Regions from separate parts of the Homo sapiens genome. Here region 2 is linked to region 1. The links are chromatin loops, found by intact Hi-C in ENCODE. Cell type or tissue: endothelial cell of umbilical vein. All regions are shown on one strand. Each heading gives the region's core, and the rest is flanking DNA. Links, peaks and the distances in the headings are about the cores only.

Region 1 (11,175 bases), core at 3,777-7,776:
GCCACACTATTTAGTGGACATTAAGACTAGTGAATGAATAAAGGAAGGAATGAAGGACTTTTTGAATAGGTAGGTGATGGCTGGATGAATACATTCTAATTTTTAGGATCCTAAATCATAATTAAACTAATCCTTCAAATATGGTGTTTCACATGGCCCATCTGGTTACATTTAGTTCTGTGAGTTGTTTCCTTAACAGTAAGACAAGCATTTCAAACACTTCACAAAATCCAAACATTGTGGAAGACTAATTTGAACCCCTTATGCATCTGTTATTCAGAATCAGCAAGTAGAAGCCCCAGTCAAGCGCAGGTCAATCACCCCACATGCTCTAGATGTTATTAAGGAGACAGCCATTACTTTTGAGCAGCAGAAAATGTGCTCATGCTCTTGGCTCAGTAAATTCAGATGGGAGGAAAGGTGACTGTTATTGTTCTGTCTTACTTTCTTTCTTCAACATACTGAATTGCTATTTTTAAAAAGTTGCTTCCTGTCTAGCAAGGTGCAGTTAATGACAGCAGCAAATTTCTCACTCATCAATCTGAACTAGCAGGTCTAAACCAGCACAGCACTTTTGAACATGCTGCTGGTGAGAGAAAACGGGATGTCAGACTGGTCATCTTTGAAAGGCTTTCTTGAATCATATGGCTAGGTTTCTGAAGAGTGAAAAACAAGCCTCGAGGTGAGGGCATTCTGTAGCTCAGGTGATGAGTTTTGAGAACTTTATTGAGCTCCCCATTAAAATGTTGGCATTGGGCATCCAGTCTTGTGATTTGCCTCAAAGTTTCTGCTTTGAAGACACTGGATTAGACAAGCTATTATAACAGAATTTTTAAAAATCTAGATAACGTATTCTACAGTTAAATAAAAGCATTTTCAGCATTTATTTTATTCAGCATGTATTTACTGAGCTCTTATTAGAAACTTGCTGATGTGCTAAGCCCTGAGAATGAATATAGGGTGAACAGAGAGAAAAGGCTATTGCCTCTGAGGCCCATAAAGGGCCAGCTTTTTATTCTTGGCTGAAAACCCAATACAGAACCCAAATAAGGCCTTGGACTTTTGACCTCTACTTGGTCTGGCCCAGAACTGGAAGATAACTTGCTTTTGATAGACTCTTTGGAATGAAACCAAGGGGCCTATTGCCTAACGCTACCTCATTCGACTTGTTGCTCTACTTTCAAATTCATAAGCAAGCACTATTAAAGCTGTGACTACACGTCCTTTTCAACGAACTTGTCTCTGCTACAGGTCCTGTGACCAACACGGCAGGGCTTCGCTCCTGGTGCACCATGCTCCGCGCGGTCAGGCGGCCACAAGCCATGCTGTAACTGTCAGTCCATAGGATGAGTTGGAATTGTCCATGCTGTAGATGGCAGGAACCTAGAAGTCGCTCTTCTTAACGGCAGACGTTATCAGGGAAGCTCGAAGGATGGCACCAGGGTCCGTTTTTCAGCATAGTTCCCTTTGGATGTGAGCTGTGTCTCACAGTGTCCATCGGTGTCCTTCTCTTCATGGTCACAAGGGAGGTGTAGCATCTGACGCCCCATAATTCTCACATTCTTGTCCTGAGAGTGAAAGCTTTTCCTCCCTAAGGCTTCAGCAAGCAGGACCTGGAATCCCGCTGCTCTGATTGGCTGCATGACCTATTTTAAACCAATCACTGTGGCTGGGTGGGTGGGACACTATTAGGCTTAAGCCAATGAGAACTCTTCCACCGGCGCTGGGCATGGGTCAGTCCACCCAAGCTACCGACCAGAGAGGTGATTTTTTTAAAGGAAATTTGGGCACTATTTGAACAGGAATAGTTATGGATGCCTCTGCCACCATCATTGGTGCTCTCAGCCTTTTTCTTTCTTTCACTTTAAAAAAATACTTTGGCCGGGCGCTGTGGCTCATGCCTGTAATCCCAGCACTTTGGGAGGTCGAGGCGGGTGGATCACCTGAGGTCAGCAGTTCGAGATCAGCCTTGCCAACATGGTGAAACCTTGTCTCTATTAAAAATACAAAATTAGCCGGGTGTGGTGGCACACGCCTGTAATCCCAGCTACTTGGAAGGCTGAGGTAGGAGAATTGCTTGAACCTGGGAGGTGGAGGTTGCAGTGAGCCGAGATCACGCCATTACACTCCAGCCTGGGCAACAAGAGTGAAACTCTATCTCAAAACAAAAACAAAAACAACAACAAAAAACAAAAAAACAACAAAAATTATTTTTAAGAACAGCTTTAGATTTACATAAAAGATTGGTAAGAGCACATAGAGTTCCCATATTTCCCCTATTCCCAGTCCCAATTTCCCCTATTATTAACATTTTACATTTTATGGTACTTTTGTTACAATTACTGAACCAATATTAAGACATTATTATTAAGTACGGCCTGTACTCTAAGATTTTATTTTTGCCTAATGTCTTTTTCTTTTTGAGGCTTCCATTCAGGATACTTTATTACATCTAGTCATCCTGTCTTGGCTGTGGCAGTTCTCTTACTTGCCTTGGTATCTCCCCCTTCTCCTTGTGACTTAAAATCTAGGGTTAACTTTACCAAATCAATGTGCCCAGCTCATAGTAGGAGTTGGGGAAATTATTCGTTGAATAATAAAAGCTGACTTTTGTATTCTCAGTTCATTTAATGGTTTTAGGAATGTTCCCTTCATGAGCATTTATACCTTAAACTAGAATCTGAAGCCAGAGGGGACAGTGCTCTGAGCATGAAATTACAGGTTCAGTTGTGGGGGAGGACGTAGTGATGGGGTTGGGAGAGGGAATATTGTATTTAGCCTTTGGGGACTTCATGGCACATCTGAATTCATACTATAGATGCAAGCCTCTGTAAGGTTCCACATTATGGGGCAGAACTTTGACATGATAGAGAGTAGGATGCAGAAGATAGCCATCTATGGTGGTATGTTTGGGAGGGAAAACTACTAGCCAAATAAATAATAGTGACTACGGGTAACTTGCTTCATCCTGCCAAAGGAAAGGTAAATTTAGAAAGAGAGGGTGCAGTTCAAGTACATGATAAAAAGTTATATAGATATATTTGCATTTTTCATACCCTTTGAGGCTGGGGACAAGGGGACAAGGATTGCTAATATTGTTTATTTTGGTTTAGCTATCTATAATTAACAAATCAACGTTTAGTCCTTTACAGTTTGCTAACAGCCCCTATAACCTTTAGCACTGGAACATTCAAGACCAGTATTGTTCTAGCAAATTTTGGCTCTTTCATCATTTTACTCTGCACAAACTTCATTCTCTGGCACTAGAGGGAGATGGTGACAGGTGATTCCTGAAACTGATTGGAGTAGACAATGAAGCTCTAGAAACTAATTGTGTGTACTTTGCTGCCCTAGGGTCGTTTTAGTGGCTGATATACTCCCACCCACCACAGCATCTTTGCCAAAGAACATTGGTGTTTAGTCTTTGCCAAGAGTAGGAATTTTTAATCCTCTTTCAAGAAGACTCAGGTTTGGATAAGGCAGAGAGGCCGTCACTAGTCGTTCCCCTTCTGAAAAGAGGTGTCTGATCTTCTGTGGATCCAATCTCAGGCTCAGACAAACCATGAGCACTCCTGTGAAGCAGGCAAACCTGGACTTCCAAGTCCTAACTGTTCTTTCCCCTCATTGCTGAATTCTGATCTCTCCCTCCTCAAGTCTGCACTTATGCTAGGGTTCTTCAAAACTCACTCAGGAAAGGGCCTAACAAACCCATTTGTATCAAGATAGGAATGCCTGAAAATATTCACCCTTTGTCAAGAAGTGAACCCTTAATCATAAAGATTCAGGCCTCAATGAACTGTGTCTATGGCATGGAGGATAGATACAGTTTTAGGCAGGATCCCTTCCATCCCAGTGTTCCTGATACGTGGCTGGCCCTAAGTACCAGTTCCCTGTGTGTGACCAGAGGATTAGCACCCTGCTCAGCTGCAGTGGGTGGAAAAACCTCTCCTTTCTCAACCAAGACTCTTCTGGATTTGTGCCATCATTTGATCCTGGGATCTTGCAGTTCTCTCAGCATATAATCAAGAAAAACAGCCATCTGTCTCACTGCCCTGTGTTTCAAATGCAAGTTTTCAATTCAGCAAACATTTCCTGAGCACCTACTTCTGCCAGGGCATGTTTAAAGCTCTGGGCTAGATTTGGTAGTGCTGACTTCCGAGATTTACAGTCTCATTAGGGAATGCATTCTTCTCTGGTAATGGAAGGACACATGAGTGTTAAGGTGAAGCTGAGGAGAGGCGCATGAATCATAAGTAGGAAGGACTGCTTCAGAGGCAGCTGGAAGTTTAGCAGTGCCTTGTTGCATTTGACAGGAATTGAGGGATGAAAGGAAAGTCATTCCTGGCAGTAAGACAGCCGTGAGGTACATACTTGGATGAAGCTATAGCTGAAGGGAGGTCAATGGAGTCAGCATCCTGGGGTCATTAAGGATGCAGCACTGAACTGAGATGGACCTGTGTCCCGGTTCTAGCTTCACTGCTACCTTGGACATTTTGCTGAACTTTTCCATGCCTCATTTTCCAATATGAGAAATGTGGATAATAATAGTAGCTACCCTGTAGGCTTAATGTCAGGAGTAAAAGATATTTAGGTTAAGTTCTTGGAAAAGTTCCTAGCACATAGCAGTGGCTCAAAAGGTGTTCTTGTATAGTTAGGGGAACATTAGACATTGTACCAAATAAACCTCCACATTGCAATGCTTAACACAATAAATATCTATTTTTAGTCATATTTCAGTCTTATGCGGATGTTCCTATTCTCAGGGATTCTTGAATTCAATGACTTTACTGCCCCCAGGAATCTCAGTGCCCTTGACATGTAGTCAACAGCAATTGGAGTGGGGAAAACGCAACTCCTCCTAGCCTTTACATAGGCCTGAAAATAACATTTCTTTTTTTGGTGGAAACGGGTTCTGCAGCCCTAGTTGGATGCAGTAGGTAGTGAGAAACACAGTTCCTGGCTAGACGGAGGCTTCCCAGCACCTTCTCTAGGCTCAGGTTGGAGGAGCATGGGTTTAGGTGTACAGTTAGCCATCCCTGCCTCAGTTAAGATGATGAAGATGAGGAGGAGGAGGCTGGGGTTGGATCATGGAGCATCTTGGTTTACAGACTGAGGACCTAAGATGATTTTGTCTAAAGACATTAGGATTTGGGGGACAGAAATGGTATATCTCATTAGACACCATCTGAAATTCATTGCTCAGTTTTGATTTTTCCTCAGGGTGGGAGGGTGATACTTCCTGAGGCCGACAGAACAAGTGGTCATCGTGTTTTCCCTGTCATTGCTGAAATGAAGTGGGCGATGGGATTTATAGCCTATATAAGGCTTTGAGTCAGTTTATTAGAGTGAGTTCATGCAGAGGGTTAGCCAAATAGCCCTCCAAGTTGAGAAATAATAACACTGCAGCTTTATCTCTGCTTTTATCTGAGGAGCTACAAAGTACTTTACAAAGCCTGACAGCATCCCCCTAAGGTGACTAATATTATAGCTATTTTAGCAGGGAGATTTTATCTCTGGTACAAGTTAGTATAAAGCCATTCTGGAAATACTCTGGCCAAGGTTAAAAATTCTATTTGAGAAACGGAGGCAGTTGGACACAAGCTCTGTTTCCCATTCTTCCCATTAGGGACTATATAGAAATCTGTATTTTATCATTATGATGATTTTCCTGTTGGTATCTTTGGTACATTCCTCCATAAAGGAGACCAGTGAAGCCATTGAAACCCTTCCATACATTTTCATCAGAAAATGATTTCCCTTAGGAAACTGACCTTTCCTCCTCAGAGAAGTGACAGTCCTATAAGTTCAAGAGGTGAGAGCAAAATCTATGCTCTTAGAAAAGTTCATGCATGACTATGCCAAAAGCTTTAGTGAGACTTTGCTGTCCAAGGTGACTTTCTAGATGATCTTGTTGGTAAAAATCAGAATTTTGGCTTCTTTAGGCATACTCTCCCTGGCATCTCTCTCTGTTTAAATGTTATTGATAATTTATGTGCTTTGGAGACAGATCTCTTTTTAGAATCCAGGCATTACCTCTCCTATCAAGGGCAATTTTTGGGGTGGAGGGCAGTTTTTCTTGTGTTCATTACATACAAAACTTGTATCCTGGTGCTATAGGTCCAGTCCCTCATACTCTGAGATGGATATTTGCATGCAGGGAACTTCTTGGGGAGTGGTTTTATGAACCACATACATAAGAGAGTGAAGGAAGCAGAGTTGCGGAGAGGTAGAAATTGAACTGTGAAGCAATTGTGACAAAGACCTCAGCTAGTCCTACTGGGAACTCTGGAGCTAGCATGGCCCTTCAGAGTTATTTGGAGTTGAGACAAAAGGACCTGGTTTTTGATCAGCCATTGCAGTTGATTGCCTGTAGAAGGGGGCGGAACCTTAGGCAAGGAGGCCCTCTTCAGCCAAGAGCAATTCCTTAGAGAAATTATATTGTGCATTATCAGTGGCCATTGCCTGGCGTCTGGGGAAATGTGTGTCTTGGTCCTGAAGGGTGGCCTGGACAACACACCACAGCATGCACTACAGGTTATTCCTTGCATGCTCAGGTTCACTGTCTTGAAATATTAAGTTACCTCATCTGGGAACAGGTCCTCAAGAATTCTGGTTAGCCTCTCTCAAGGGGAAGCTTACAAGAAGAAGGTTAGAAGAAGAACCTCAGCCCTGCAATGCAGCTGGTCTTAGGGTCACAGCTGACTCTCACCATTTACCTCCTCTAAGATCCATTCTAGTTTCCTCTCATCCTCAGCTAGCACTTTTGCAAGTCAAAGTGGCTTATCTTGTGAGGCAACCCAGACGGTCATCTCTAAGGGGTCTTAAACACTGGTCACCATCCTTTTCAGTCCGTAACTGCTACATTTGACCTTCAAAATTGGGTAGGAGAGTACTGACAGATACCCTAGTAGACACATGGTCTGCGGAAAATATCTCTCTCTGCAAACCAAGACCTACAGACCTAAAGAGCTTAGAGTTGTGAAGATGAGACACAATTTCACCAAGTGGGTTACTAACAGTGATGATAGTGGGACAACTTCTCCATCTACCTAATGATTCTAGATCCATATATTCTAAGTACTGGTGGTGTACTGGCCTTGAAAGGTGTTATTTCCAATCTGATACCTCAGGGAGTCTTCCAAAGGTCAGCTGAGTCCAGCAGCTTCTGGGATGTTTGATATGTGATAGGAGCAGTGGTCCCATACTCATCTGAGTATACCCATATGAGTATGCCCTCTGCTGCTGAGTATTTCTACCTCTTCCCAACTCTGCTTCACTCTAAAGTGGTTTACTTGGTTTAATGTGATGTTATGTGTGGTTCCATGTTGGTGGATCAAAGATTCTGTAAGAATCTTGTATGGTGGTACAGGCTAAGAACTTATGAGCAAAGGAAGAAAATCTATACCCAAAATATGTGTTAATTCCAGTCAAAATTATTCACTACCCCTTTCTATTAGAATGTAATCAACTTGCCACCAGTTGGATATTTGGTCTTCTCAAGGGATAGTGCCATATGGAGGATCACTGGTCCTTTTCACTGGCAGGCGGGACGTTGGTCAGCAGTGAAATCTAGATAAGACTTAGTACAAGGGACCTCATGATGTCTGGCTTATGTGTACTCTCCAACTCTACCACCATGGATATTTTGTTTTGTGACTGTTGTGCCAAAACTGGTATGGCTGATGACAGATGCTGACTTACATCAAATCCTGTCTACTTGATTTTCAAGGGGTATAGATGTCCAAAAACCCTTCAGACATTTTGATATTCCTCTTCCCTCTGTGTATGGTTACTTGAGTAAATGGTCATAGGTCTTTTGGGGGAAGAACTGAGGAAGTAATTACCATACACACTTGCTGTGGTGTTACAAAATCCTTTTGCTCTGTAACTCAGCCTCTTCTTCAATCAATGGGCTCTAGTCTGAAAACTTGCTCAGATATGAAATTGATGAAAATTGTGTGAGAGATTTTTACTGAAGAATTACCCTTGACCTCCTGATAATCCATCCTTAATTTCTCTTGATTACTTGGCCATCAATATCCTGGTTGGCTGCCCGTCTATCTTGCCCTGGAGACACTGCATTATATTAACCATGTCGATAGCTCTCTGTATGTTAAGTGCCACTGGTAGCCATTCTGACTTCGCCATTTGCTATGATAATTGTACCCACCTTGTTTCTGATGATTCCTGTCAGATCCATTGCTGTAAGGGAGCCCAACACTGTTGTTCTATAACAATATCTCCTACAATTAGCCCTAGATTAGAGAAGGTGGCCACTGTCAAGCTTCTTGATGTGCTTGTAGCTTGATTAGCAGTGCATTTCTTATCATTTTAGATGCTCAGAGTATCCTTTGATCCCTCTGGGTTCACTGAACATAGTTGACTGATGGGTTTTCTAGCCTTGCATAGTATATCTATTTTAGCATCCTACTTCTTTGAACCATTTGATCTTTTCTTCCATCTTCTGCCATGGCAATTATGGCATGACTTATTGTGAACCATGCAAGCTTCCTAGAGTCATCCTACAAGGGTATTATTACCATCCCCCAAAGTCCTTGGCAGGATTTAAATTCTGTATCACGACTGGGTGTGGTGGCTCACGCCTGTAATCCCAGCACTTTGGGAGGCCGAAGTGGGCAGACCATGAGGTTAGGAGTTTGAGACCAGCCTGGCCAACATAGTGAAACCCCATCTCTTCTGAAAGTACAAAAATTAGCCTGGTGTGGTGGCATGAGCCTGTAATCCCAGCTACCCAGAAGGCTGAGGCATGAGAATCATTTGAACCCGGGAGGCGGAGGTTGCAGTGAGCTGAGATTGCGCCATTGCACTCTAGCCTGGGTGACAGAGCAAGACTCTGTCTCAAAAAAAAAAAAATCTGTATCACTGGAGCACGTTTCCATATCTATAAACTCTTCCTTAATTCAACCTCATTTGTACTCCTTGATCCAGCACCCTGAGGATCCAGTCCTACATACTGTGCTGACTCTGCTGGTATGTATTGCTAGGTCCTGTGCTCCTTCAGGGCATAGTGCCTTTCTTCTCTTAGAAGACCCAGTGCTTCTCCAGCTGGTTATGTTAGAGCTTGACCCTGGTTATTGGTTTGGTGGCCAAGAGAGGAGATGGGGGTAGACACTGATGAAGCCCATATTGTTTTTCAAGTAAATAGTCTGCAGTATTATGGTCAAACAATGGAGGAGTGGTAGCCTTTAACAGGGAGGACTGGGCCTCTTCTGTAAGCTTAAATGGTTCAGTGTGATCTGGAGTTCCAAGAGTTTCAAATATGCCAGACCTGATGTCCCTATTACAAGTTTCAGGGTCTTATTTCTTCCCAAACAGTACCTTACTCTTCTGTTGTAAACTTGCTAGGGTAGTGAATTCAGCCTTCTCTGAACACAGGTATCCTTACGATTAAGTACTCAGCCTGATTCTTCAGCATCCTGGTATAGACCAGCTTAATCTTCCCAGTTGAGCCTGAAACATAAAAGCTATCACCCCCGTAGTGCAATTGAGACTTGAAGGTCTATCAGACCATCTCTTGAGAAGAAAAAGGAAAATTAGTCTATTTTTGTTGATGGGTCCTCAGTAGCAGAAAGACAAGACACCAATAATATCTCAGTAATTCAACCTGTTGCTTATTAAGTGGACAGTACAGTGTCTTGCATAGGATAAACACCCAATGGTGACAATCAGGATAATCATAGCAAACCTTTATTAAATGTTTTCTGTATGCCAAACACTGTTCTAAGTTATTTTCACACATTAGTATACTTACCCTACAATTAGCCCTGTGTGGCAAATAGTGATATAATCCCCATTTTTTAGATGAGGAAAGTAAAATACAGCAACATAACATAAGGAAATTTCCCAAATCCACACAGCTAAGTAAGTAGTGGAGCTGTGATTTGAACCTACGCCTAATTTCAGAGCCCATGCTCACAATCAGTACAGTATTTCACTCCAATTGCTAGCAAATGGTAGCTATTATTTTTATTGTATCTTCTAACAAGTCTCTGATATATAATAATGTTATAAAAAAAGGACTTTGTTAGAATTTACATTTGAATCTACATTTTAATGGATGGAGCCCATTTTAAAATAAGAAATCCTAGGTCTTTAGTGTCTTTCTTTAGGGATACGGCTCCCAAAATTGGTATCTGTTAGAATTGCCTGGGTACCTTTTAAAACTCCCAACACTCAGGCCACATGCCAGAACAATTCAGTCAGAATATCTGGGAGTAAGACCCAAACATCAGTATTTTTTGGAAGTTCTCCAGGTGATTACAATATGCAGCCACATTTGAGAACTGATGTTCTGGGCCCCATCTGCCACTCTGCCTCACAGCTGGGCTCTGCACTTGGCTTCCTTTCCTCTCCACAGGGTCTTCCTAAGGGAGCACATTCATTGTCTACAACTGTAATGGCTCATGTCTCTTTCTTAGTTCCCAGTCTTATTACTGCCCTACCCCTATGAAGCAGACACATTATTAATTCCCATGTTTCAGAGAAATCAAGGCACTGAGATGTTATGTAACTTACCCAATGTCACAGAGCTAGGAACTAGCAGAGCTAGGATTCGAACCTAGGCATTCTGATTCTAGTCCATGTGACTGACCATTAAACAATACCACTACTTACTAGACATAGATATCGCCATCCATTGCTTGAATTTTATGTGCCAAACTAAACTCCTAATTTCCCTTATCTCCAGCCTTCTGTGTCCCACCCACCCCCCAAAGATGAAAACAAATGTTGATCATTTTCTGTACTCTTTGTCTTCATTAAAGGCACCTGGTTGGTCTTTCCACCTAAAATTTAAGATTGATCCTGAATTCTTCTACTTCCTTTGCCACTTGTATGTAAGCAGTCTATCAGAACATTAGGCAGAGATAAAAATATGAGCTGACAGGAAGGACCAAGGCTTTTCTGAATGAGCAGTAGAGTCTGACTAAAGTGAGGAAGTGGGTGTAGAAAGTCCAGTAAGAGCTTCATGGAGGAAGTGAAGAGTAATTAAATACTAAAATCCAATCAGTTGTTACCTCCTATTGATTCTGCTTCTTCAAAATTTCCCACATCTGTCATTTCTCCATTGTCACTACCATTGCCCTAATTCAAACCTCCATTCCCTCTCTTCTAAGCTATTGCTCTAGTTTTTAACTATTCTCTCCTCCCTTCAAT
Region 2 (11,175 bases), core at 4,653-8,652, 110 kb before region 1:
AGGCTTGATAACCTGTTGAAGGTAACACAGTGGTCAAGTAGCAGAGTGGATTTGGACCCAGGGCCTGAGCTCTTAGACATTGAGCTGGGCATGGAGGGTGTGAGCAGAAGCAGTGATTGGCTGGTAGGGTTTGCCCACCCAGAAGGCTCTTCTCTGAAGCTCTCCATCCTTGGGCCGCTCTTCTTACCTTTCCTGGGCTCTCAAACTTTCCTGTATACTGTAAGGAAATACAGTTGTAAATTCAGGAACCAGCACCAAACCTATTTTTTTGATGGACTGATAATGAATTTCTCACTGAGCTTAAAAATATGTTGCTACCATATTCTAGTGATGTATGTCTCTGCAGTGTGGGAGTCCATCTGCTCATCCTCACCTAACTATATCACTCTTTTAAAATGGGCTTTGTTGATACTTGAATTGGGAGACTTTAATTCTGCCTTCAATTTTAGTCCACACTGGACAATTTGAGCTCATACTTTATGGGAAATAGCAAATTGCCACTATATGCTACTCTATGACCATGTATATGTAATTAAATATACATGAATATTCCAACTATATAGCAGTCTGATGAAGGAAGAACTAGATGTGATGGAGCTCCCTGGTAGGTTCTGTTTGTTAGCAAGGATGACCCCATTTAAAACCCCTTATATGTCTCATTCTGAAGTCTTGATTTTCTTATCTGTAAAATGAATATTATGACAACTAGTTCCTAAAAAGAAGCATGGTGTAGTGGAATAAATACAGGCTTTGGAATCAGACATGCCCCAGTGCACATCCCCTTGCTGTCACTTTGGAAAGCCACTTTAATATCTCTGGAACAGGAATAATACTTCTTAGTATTGCTGTGAGGATAAGATGGTGCATGTGTCAGTCCTGGCATAGGGTAGGTATTCAATAAATGTGTTTAGCATATCATTAGGAGCACAGAGACAGAATGCATAAGTGGATAAAAGCACCTGACCCTGGACCCAAACTTCCTAGGCTCAAATCTGAGCATTATCATTTATCAGCCGAGTGACCTTGGGGAATTAACTTCTCTGTGCCTTAGTTTTTTTGTCTATAAAATGGAAATGACTAAAGCACCTTTTTAATAGGGTGGTTGGGAATTATAGGAGACTTAAGGTATATAAAGTACTTAGAACAGTGCCTGGCATGCAATAGACACTCCATGAGTGTTAAGCCCCTCTTTTGAGATTTATTTCACTTCAACGTGATTTCTTCTCAGAGCTCAAGGCCTGGAGATTCACAGTACATTTAGGGGCAGGCATTTCCAGTTTCTTGTTATCTAAGACCTAAAACAATACTTGTTTTAATCCAGTGTCTGCTGAAAATTGATAGTATCCATCTTAGTTTAATAGGTTCTCATATCATCTATACCCATTGTTGGCAAAGGCGGGGCTCTCAATAGTAAGTGTGGGGGAAAAGCAAATTAGTACAACCAGCTTTAGATGGTAATTTGCATTTAAAAAATCTATCAACACTTGATTAGCACCTCCCTTTTGACCTATCAATTTTACTTATAAGAATTTTTCTACAGGTGAGCTCACATAACTGAGCAAAGACATGTGGTGAAGTTTTGGTTGCAGCATTGTTTGTGTTATTAAAAATCCATAAACAACTAAGTATTCAGCCAGAGAAAAATATTGAAATAATTTATGTTATATCCATGCAATGGAATACTGCAGAGGAGAGAGCTTAAAACTGAGCAATACATGAGAATATTAAAAAGTATACAAACATACTTTTAGGAAAAAAGCATTTTGGGGGCAGTCTATAGCATGAATGATACTGTGTTAAAAATAGTTATATATTTACATCCATTTGCTTGTATAGTCATAGTAAAATTCTCAAAGCATGTATGAGAAACTGGTGTTTACCATTGAAAGTAGAATGTATGTGGAGTGAGTACTTTTCCATTTCACTTTATGTACCCTCTTTGAATTTTAAAACATGGGCATATATTGCTTTTACAACTTAAAAAAAGTTATTTTTAAAAATAGTCAATAAAAAATTCCTTTGTTCCCTTTACTGCCATATATTAGTTTTTTTAAAAAATTAGTCCTTCTTGCAAATGTAATCCTAAGCCTTGATGTAATATTTTTGAGTAATTGAGCCAACTATCATCTTTAGTTAAAACAGGACGTGTATCAACTCACGGCCAAAGCTCTAATTTGCTCCCAGGGAGCACAGACCAAAATGACTAAGGAAATACCTTAACATCAAGTCACAGGAGACTCTTAAGTCCTGTGGCAAAATTTCCTGCATTTCAAAAATTCATGCACTTAGAGAGGAAACATTAAATCAAAAGCATTAGATGGGGGCAAGGAGCATTGAGTCAATGACTTTTCCTCAGGACTTATTAATGCTAAACATGGGGAAATATTACACAGGGGACTTTTTTACATTAAGGTTTGTCTGTATTTCTAAAACCCCTCACTCGGTCTTTTGCAAAATGCTATATAAAAGTTACATTGCTTTTGGGTTTTGAGGGTGGAAGTAATTTGCATGAGGAGTAATCAAGGTTCCTTGCCCTTTGTACTTTCAAAAGTACCTATACACACATTGTCTTATTTGATACTCACAAACAAGGTATTTAGGACAAGAATAAAGTTCATTTTCTACATAGGGATCTGAGGTTTGGAAAAGTTAAGTGACAAGCAAGTCAGCATGGAGCTGAACACAGAAGGACTCTTGGCTGTGTCTTGGCCCACCCGCCCCCCGCCTTTTTTTTTTTGCCACCAGCAGTCAAGGGCATGGCTATACAGAAGAATCACTCCTATGGTTGTGAAATGTGAAGTGGTTTAGTATTTTCTTGGAATTACTTTTAACTCTGGTCTAGAAAGACCCAGGAATGGCAAATTGAACTTTCTCCCCAAAGTGAATTATAAACATCCTAATTTAATTGGTTAAGGAACCTCTAATAAAATCCAGGTAGATCTAGTTTCTCATTTTGCCTCTAGTCCTTACTAGCCATATAATCTTGGGCAAACTGTTTCCTCATCTATAAAATGAGGATAATGATAGCTTTAACCTTCCATGGCTGCTGTTAAGATTTTAAATGAAATAATGTGTGAAAAGTGCTTGGCAAAGTGCATGGTAGATAGCAGAGGGTCAATAAACACCCATGGCAATAATAATTATTAATAATATGATAACTAAATCAGGGTCCAGGTCATTGTGGCAGGCAGGGTTCTGATAGAGGCCAGAACTTTTGTCTACTTGGAGGTGACAGCCAGGAGCTGCATTCCAGAGTGGGTGCCAATCAGCTTCTTCTGTTTTGAAGGATTCTTCCCTGGAAACACAAAGAACCAACTAAGCATGGGCAGGAAAGCTACTTTAAACTTCCCTGCATGTCATTGTGGGGGCTTGGGCATTTCTGACTGAAGAGAATACCCCCAGTTTAAAACAGAGTTCACCACCTTTCCAGTTTATGATCAACAGTAAGACGAGGGAGCAGTCACCTCCCCTAAAAGGGCAACCTGATGATCTTCTTGCTCTGGGGAGTTGGTCTTTAGCCTCCTAAAATTCAACTTTAAAAATCAGATTTTGGCTGAAATCTGAGAAGCCAGAGTTCAGAATCTAGATAATAAGCAATGAAAGGTCTATTTGCTAGCTATTTAGCTTAAAAGTATTTTACTAATTTCTCATCTGAGTTTTTAAAAATTATTTTTCTTTATTACACAGTTTATACTTACTGAAAAAAATATACAGAATCAAGATGAAAGAAAATAAAAATCCTTAGAAGCATTTCATATTCATTTTGGTATATAGCCATTGAAACTTTAAAAAATAAATATGTTTTAACGAAAACTCTAAAGCACTGAATGCACAGTTTATGACCTCTCAAAATCTAGGAATATATCATGTACATCTTTCCATGTCAATACATTTTTTCCTATGATTTCATTTTCAATGGTTGCTTAGTATTTGATCGGGTAGACATTCCATAATTTAATCTTTGGATCTTAAATGCTTAGGTTGTTTTCTTCCTGCAAGAAAAATTCTTGAAAAATTATTGCACAAATCTTTATTTTTTTATAAAAAATAAATTCCTAAAAGTGGAATTTTTAGGTCAAAGAGTAAATGCATTTTAAAGGGTTTTGATGTCAAATTGTCTTCCAGTTAAATTTGCCAATTTTACCCTCATTATTAGTACAAGCATATGATTAATGACTATTTAGGTAAACATGACTTCCATTTATTTATTGCAAAAGTTGAATACCTTTACAATAGACTGTATTGCTGCACCAGAAATAAAGAAGATTTCTTGCTGACACCAACTCCTACTTTTGTTTTTATAATCCAAACACAATATATCTTAAGACAGTATGTTAATTAATTCTATTTAGGAGCTTGGTAATCATGATCAGTAGAATAAACTTTGCTTTTGGTGGAATATAATGGAAAATGTAGAAATAATTTGGAGGAAAAGTTACTATGAGCACACTTCCCTGGAACCCATTAATTCCACCCACATACCCTTTTTAAGGTGTGAGAATAAAACAGTCAGGGGCGTATAAACTCTTCCACTGTGGTTATCATCACATCAATTTTCTCTATGGTTGGAAGTAACCCTGCCTGATCCCTTCTCCACCACACTAGGCTTCACAGTAGAAACATGAAGATTGGAACCTTTTCAGCAGAAATTACTCTTGATGACACCAGCCCCGCTGTCAGAGTAATTCCTGCTGGAAAGAAGGCATCTGAATAATTGGTCTAATAAACCGCGTTAGTGTTTCATCTTGGCAAAGGATTAATTAGGGGAAGAGAAACTAACATTTATTTGGGTTGCTATTTGACAGGCCGTTTATTATTACATTATTGGATTTAATATACCCTACCAACTTATGAGGTAGGTATTGCCGTAGGCATTTTACAGTGAAAGAACAGAAATTCAGTCAAATAAAGTATCTTGCCTAAGGCCACACAGCTAGTGAGCTGCAAAGGTGAGATTTGAACCTGGGCTCCCTGCTTCGGGAGTCTGTGTTCTTTATACTGTTCCTTCTCACTGGTTGTAGAAGTCTGACTGTCTCTCCTCTAGAATAGTGATTGTAAGTATTTAGCCAACTAAACTGCAGGTTTCCTCTTAAAATCAGTATGTCAGGTTTACTTAGAGCACTCAGAATGCTGAGTCTGTTTAGAAACTTTTGTAGGCCAGAAACAGAAAATCTGCTAAACTGGCCAGACAATAAAGAGTTTATTGTCTTAGGTAACAAGATATCCTGAGACAGAGAGACTCCTGCCTTTTTTCAGAGGCTCAGTGATTTCATCATGGACTCAAGTCCCCCATCTTGCTGCTCTGCCATTCTCAGTGCTGTCTTGTAGGTGTCTTTTATTGTGTGATGACTTCAGAAGCTCTGAGTGCAACATCTTCATGAATACAGAGACAGGAAAATGAAATGGCTCCTCCTCACACATCCGTTTTCTTTTGTAAGAGCAAGACAAACTTCCCAGTAGACTCTCTCTGGCGCCTCATTGCCCAGGACTGTGCCATAGGCCCCTTCCTAAACCAAACATTGGCATTGGGAATGACTTAGGCCAAGATTCACCTGAGGTTGGGGAGGGTGAATGCTGATATCAGAGCCAGGCTTTGTGGCAGGAGGAACCACCAAAAATACTGCCAATACAGCATTCGAGAGATTTTGAGATTTCTTTTTGTAGTTAATTGTGTATATATTCTGGGATTCTTCAGTGGTATAAAAGTATACTGTTGCTTTTCTAGATGGTTTTATTTTTATATAGCTACCAACTACAAATGAGCACATCATTTTTTCAGTGTGGTTGACCAAATCCTTCCCATTTCCATCACCTTCTCCAATATAATTTATATTCTTCTTCTTTACCCAAATGTTCATCTATTCTAACTCTTCTTCACAGTCCTTCCGAATACGACTTTTTCCAAGAATGTGGGGAAAGTATGATTTTAATGCAAAATGAAGAAGAACCCAATATTCCCTGTCTATTAGAGTTAGTGTAATTTTTGCCCTTAAACAAAAAAGAGTATTGTCTTATTGGAGAGACTTAAGTAGAATAAACATACTTTTCTGTCATTAATAAATAATCTGATCATCTTGTATTTCAGCAATTCATTTAACCCTCATGCTTGTATTCAAACAAAACAAAAATTGAAGTGGAGGGATGTCCATTAACTGCCAAAATAATTAGTTCAGTAAAACAACTTGTTGATTCAAGGGGAAAGGTCAGTTATTTTTTTCATTGTATTGGCTTATTAAATTTGAACAGCCAATTTAGTTCAAATGTTCATCAAAATCTATGATGTACTAACATTGTGGGAAAGTAAGAGGAGCTATAGAAAATCTTACACAACCTGGTAGAGAAGAAGAATAAATAACCAACTTAGAAAAAGTATCTATAATAAACTATTACATAAGATACAACAAAGATATATGAAAATTATAACATCAATAACAAATGTATTGAGCACTGATTATGGCCTAGATTGTGCTTCTATTTGCTTTACAGGTATTAACTCATTTAGTTCCCAAACAACTCTATAAGTTTTTTTTTTTTGTTAGCCCTATTTTACAGATGAAAAAACAGAGGCAGTAAAGAAGCATAAGGAGAGTTTCATGGGAATTTGGATGAGGATGCAATTCTTCCTGGGAAGTTAGGGGAGCAAGTGTTTTAGGGGAAAGATATGTGAAAAAGGTGACCTTCCAGCTAGTGTTGAGGCGAGAGGCCCAGGAAAAAAAAAATGGCTTTGTAGTGGGGAAAAATGGCATCTGCAAAGCATCTCTGAAAGACCTTTGTGTGTCCTGTGTGGCTGAAGCACTGTGCAAATATGTGGAGGTTAAGGAAAGGGAAGCTGTGGTTGGGTTGTCTAAATGGTGTATGCCCAGCTAAAGGGCTAGAGGTCTGTCATCATGAGTCAATACCCATCTAAGTTGTTTATGCAGGAGAGTGACATGATGAGATGTGGCTTTAAGAAAATGATTCTGGGACAGATAGAGACAACCAGATTAGATGGGGGAGGACATGAAAAGGAAGAGGGAGACCCACAGGCTCTATAACCCCTCTGTGAATAGCAATGTCATTGTTCAAAATGTGAGAGAAATCTGATATCCTTCAGCAAGAACACGAACCTCGACCACATGCCTTATACAAAAATTACCTCATAATGGACCACAGACTTGAATGTAAAATGGAAAACTATAAAAAGTGTAGACAAAAATAGAAAAATTTTGAAACCTCGGATGAGGTAAAGCCTTCTTAAACTTGTCACCAAAAGCACTATTCATAAAAGAAGAAAACTGTCAAATTGGACATTATCAACATTAAAAACTTTTGTTCTGTGAAAGACCTTGTCAACAGAAAGAAAAAGACAAGCTATAGCCTGGGGGACAATATTTGCAAATGGCATATCTAACAAAGGAATTGTATCTAGAATATATACAATGAACTCTTTCAACCATAAATAACCCAAATAATCCTTTTGGAAATTGGACAAAATACATATACATACATTTCACTTGAAGAGGATATATAGATGGCAGATAAGCACATGAAAGGATGTCCAACATCATTAGCCATTGGTGAAGTGCAAATTAAAATGACAGTGGGATATCACTATGTATCAAATCAGAATGGCTAAAATTAAAAGTAGTGATAACATCAAATGCTGATGAGGATGCAGAAAAACTGGACCACTCAGACACTGGTGAGAATATAATGTGGTACAACCACTCTAGAGTAAAATATGGCAATTTCTTACAGAACTAAAATGTGCTTACCATGCAACAGTATAATTGCACTGTTGGACATTTATCTCACAAAAATGAAAACTGTATTCACATAAACAACTGTACACAAATGTACATAGCAGCTTTAGTCTTAATAGCTCCAAACTGGAAACAACTCCAGTATACTTTAATGTGTGACTGGTTAGTCAAACTGTGGTGTGTCATAAACTGGAATATCATTCTGTGGTATTCTCCACTGAGTGAAGAAAAACAGTATCAAAAAATTATATATTGTATGATTCCATTCATATAACATTCTTGGAGTGACAAAATTATATAGATGGGGAACAGATTCATTGTTGCCACAAGTTGGGAAAAGAAGAGGGAAGGAGGCGGGTGGGCCGTAAAAGGGTAAAAGGAGGGATCCTTGTGATGGAACTGTTCTGTATATGGACTGTGGTAGTCGTTACATGAACCCATATATGTGATAAAATTATATAGAACTAAAACCACACGCACACATATACAGTGCGTGTAAAACTGGTGAAACTTGATTAAGCTTGGTGGATTGTATCAATATCAATTTTCTGGTTGTGATATTATACTATATTTATGTAAGATGTCATCATTGGGGGAAACTAGAGAAAGAGTATACAAGATTTTTCTCTATTATTTCCTACAACAAAAATTGTATGAATCTACAATTATCTAAAAATAAGTAAAAAAAAAAATAGGGAGAAAAATGAGTGTACTAAAAGAAGATAAATTCGGTTTGGAAATGTTGAGTTTGAGAAGCTAGAAGTCTAGTAGCATGTTCTTAGGACAGTTTTAGAGTGGAAGAATGGAAGACTAATTTGAAGATATTGGTAAATCTGGGAGTTGTTTGCATAAAAATAGGGAAGTCTTTGATGAGCTTGCCCAGCGAGTGAGAATAAAGCCATAATCATAATAAGAGCTCACATAATTGACCTATCACTGTGAGACATTGTGCATCCTGTAGACATGTTCCTTATTCACTCTTCACAACAATCCTATGATGTAGCTACTATTATTATATCCACTTTACAGATGAGGAAACCAAAGCCTAGAAGGGTTAAGCAACTTGCCAGGGTCACACAGCTGGTAATCAGAGGAGCTAGTCTATGTGACTCCAGAGGTTACCTTCCCTCCAGCATGAAAGAAAAGCACTGAATAAAAGCACAGGAATATGATCATTTCAAGTTTTGGCAGAAACTAGAAAAACTCATGAAAATGACAGAGGAGGTAACCCCATTAAGACCCAGGTTTTATATCCTGAGTCTTGATGGGGATTTACTCTAGTCCTGTCTTTCGGGTCTTGGAGGCACATCCTAGTTACTTGTTATCAAGGGGAATGCATAAGTTCTTTTTTTTTTATTATTATTATACTTTAAGTTTTAGGGTATATGTGTACAATGTGCAGGTTAGTTACATATGTATACATGTGCCATGCTGCTGTGCTGCACCCACTAACTCGTCATCTAGCATTAGGTATATCTCCCAATGCTATCCCTCCCCTCTCCCCCCACCCCACAACAGTCCCCAGAGTGTGATGTTCCCCTTCCTGTGTCCATGTGTTCTCATTGTTCAATTCCCACCTATTAGTGAGAATATGCAGTGTTTGGGTTTTTGTTCTTGCGATAGTTTACTGAGAATGATGGTTTCCAATTTCATCCATGTCCCTACAAAGGACATGAACTCATCATTTTTTATGGCTGCATAGTATTCCATGGTGTATATGTGCCACATTTTCTTAATCCAGTCTATCATTGTTGGACATTTGGGTTGGTTCCAAGTCTTTGCTATTGTGAATAATGCCACAATAAACATACATGTGCATGTGTCTTTAAAGCAGCATGATTTATAGTCATTTGGGTATATACCCAGTAATGGGATGGCTGGGTCAAATGGTATTTCTAGTTCTAGATCCCTGAGGAATCGCCACACTGACTTCCACAATGGTTGAACTGGTTTACAGTCCCACCAACAGTGTAAAAGTGTTCCTATTTCTCCACATCCTCTCCAGCACCTGTTGTTTCCTGACTTTTTAATGATTGCCATTCTAACTGGTGTGAGATGGTATCTCAATGTGGTTTTGATTTGCATTTCTCTGATGGCCAGTGATGATAAGCATTTTTTCATGTGTTTTTTGGCTGCATAAATGTCTTCTTTTGAGAAGTGTCTGTTCATGTCCTTCGCCCACTTTTTGATGGGGTTGTTTTTTTTTTCTTGTAAATTTGTTTGAGTTCATTGTAGATTCTGGATATTAGCCCTTTGTCAGATGAGTAGGTTGTGAAAATTTTCTCCCATTTTATAGGTTGCCTGTTCACTCTGATGGTAGTTTCTTTTGCTGTGCAGAAGCTCTTTAGTTTAATTAGATACCATTTGTCAATTTTGGCTTTTGTTGCTATTGCTTTTGGTGTTTTAGACATGAAGCCTTGCCCATGCCTATGTCCTGAATGGTAATGCCTAGGTTTTCTTCTAGGGTTTTTATGGTTTTAGATCTAACATTTAAGCCTTTAATCCATCTTGAATTGATTTTTGTATAAGGTGTAAAGAAGGGATCCAGTTTCAGCTTTCTACATATGGCTAGCCAGTTTTCCCAGCACCATTTATTAAATAGGGAATCCTTTCCCCATTGCTTGTTTTTCTCAGGTTTGTCAAAGATCAGATAGTTGTAGATATGTGTCGTTATTTCTGAGGGCTCTGTTCTGTTCCATTGATCTATATGTCTGTTTTGGTACCAGTACCATGCTGTTTTGGTTATTGTAGCCTTGTAGTATAGTTTGAAGTCAGGTAGTGTGATGCCTCCAGCTTTGTTCTTTTGGCTTAGGATTGACTTGGCGATGCGTGCTCTTTTTTGGTTCCATATGAACTTTAAAGTAGTTTTTTCCAATTCTTTGAAGAAAGTCATTGGTAGCTTGATGGGGATGGCATTGAATGTGTAAATTACCTTGGGCAGTATGGCTATTTTCACGATATTGATTCTTTCTACCCGTGAGCATGGAATATTCTTCCATTTGTTTGTATCCTCTTTTATTTCCTTGAGCAGTGGTTTGTAGTTCTCCTTGAAGAGGTCCTTCACATCCCTTGTAAGTTGGATTCCTAGGTATTTTATTCTCTTTGAAGCAATTGTGAATGGGAGTTCACCCATGATTTGGCTGTCTGTTTGTCTGTTATTGGTGTATAAGAATGCTTGTGATTTTTGTACATTGATTTTGTATCCTGAGACCTTACTGAAGTTGCTTATCAGCTTAAGGAGATTTTGGGCTGAGACAATGGGGTTTTCTAGATATACAATCATGTCATCTGCAAACAGGGACAATTTGACTTCCTCTTTTCCTAATTGAATACCCTTTATTTCCTTCTCCTGCCTAATTGCCCTGGCCAAAACTTCCAACACTATGTTGAATAGGAGTGGTGAGAGAGGGCATCCCTGTCTTGTGCCAGTTTT

Evidence for each region. A loop is a pair of places that touch in the nucleus more often than their neighbours do. Peaks named below come from ENCODE experiments on the same cell type or tissue, not always from the same donor. Only the 100,000 strongest peaks of a DNase experiment are listed, where the experiment ranks them.
Region 2: it touches region 1 in a loop (6-fold over the local background); 1 of 110 quality-filtered maps calls a loop at or near these places.

The regions. Positions count from the first base shown.
Region 1 is chr3:159,186,250-159,197,424 of GRCh38, forward strand. The region is part of intron 1 of IQCJ-SCHIP1 (IQCJ-SCHIP1 readthrough); the gene reads left to right. The region is part of intron 1 of IQCJ (IQ motif containing J); the gene reads left to right. Among named protein-coding and RNA genes, the nearest start is that of SCHIP1, 81 kb to the right of the region's middle. In endothelial cell of umbilical vein, for the core only: no CTCF peak of the experiment used is centred there; DNase peaks (open chromatin) are centred at 4,172 and 5,382; H3K27ac peaks cover 1,424 bases.
Region 2 is chr3:159,075,827-159,087,001 of GRCh38, forward strand. The region is part of intron 1 of IQCJ-SCHIP1 (IQCJ-SCHIP1 readthrough); the gene reads left to right. The region is part of intron 1 of IQCJ (IQ motif containing J); the gene reads left to right. Among named protein-coding and RNA genes, the nearest start is that of IQCJ-SCHIP1, 12 kb to the left of the region's middle. In endothelial cell of umbilical vein, for the core only: no CTCF peak of the experiment used is centred there; a DNase peak (open chromatin) is centred at 6,835; H3K27ac peaks cover 1,262 bases.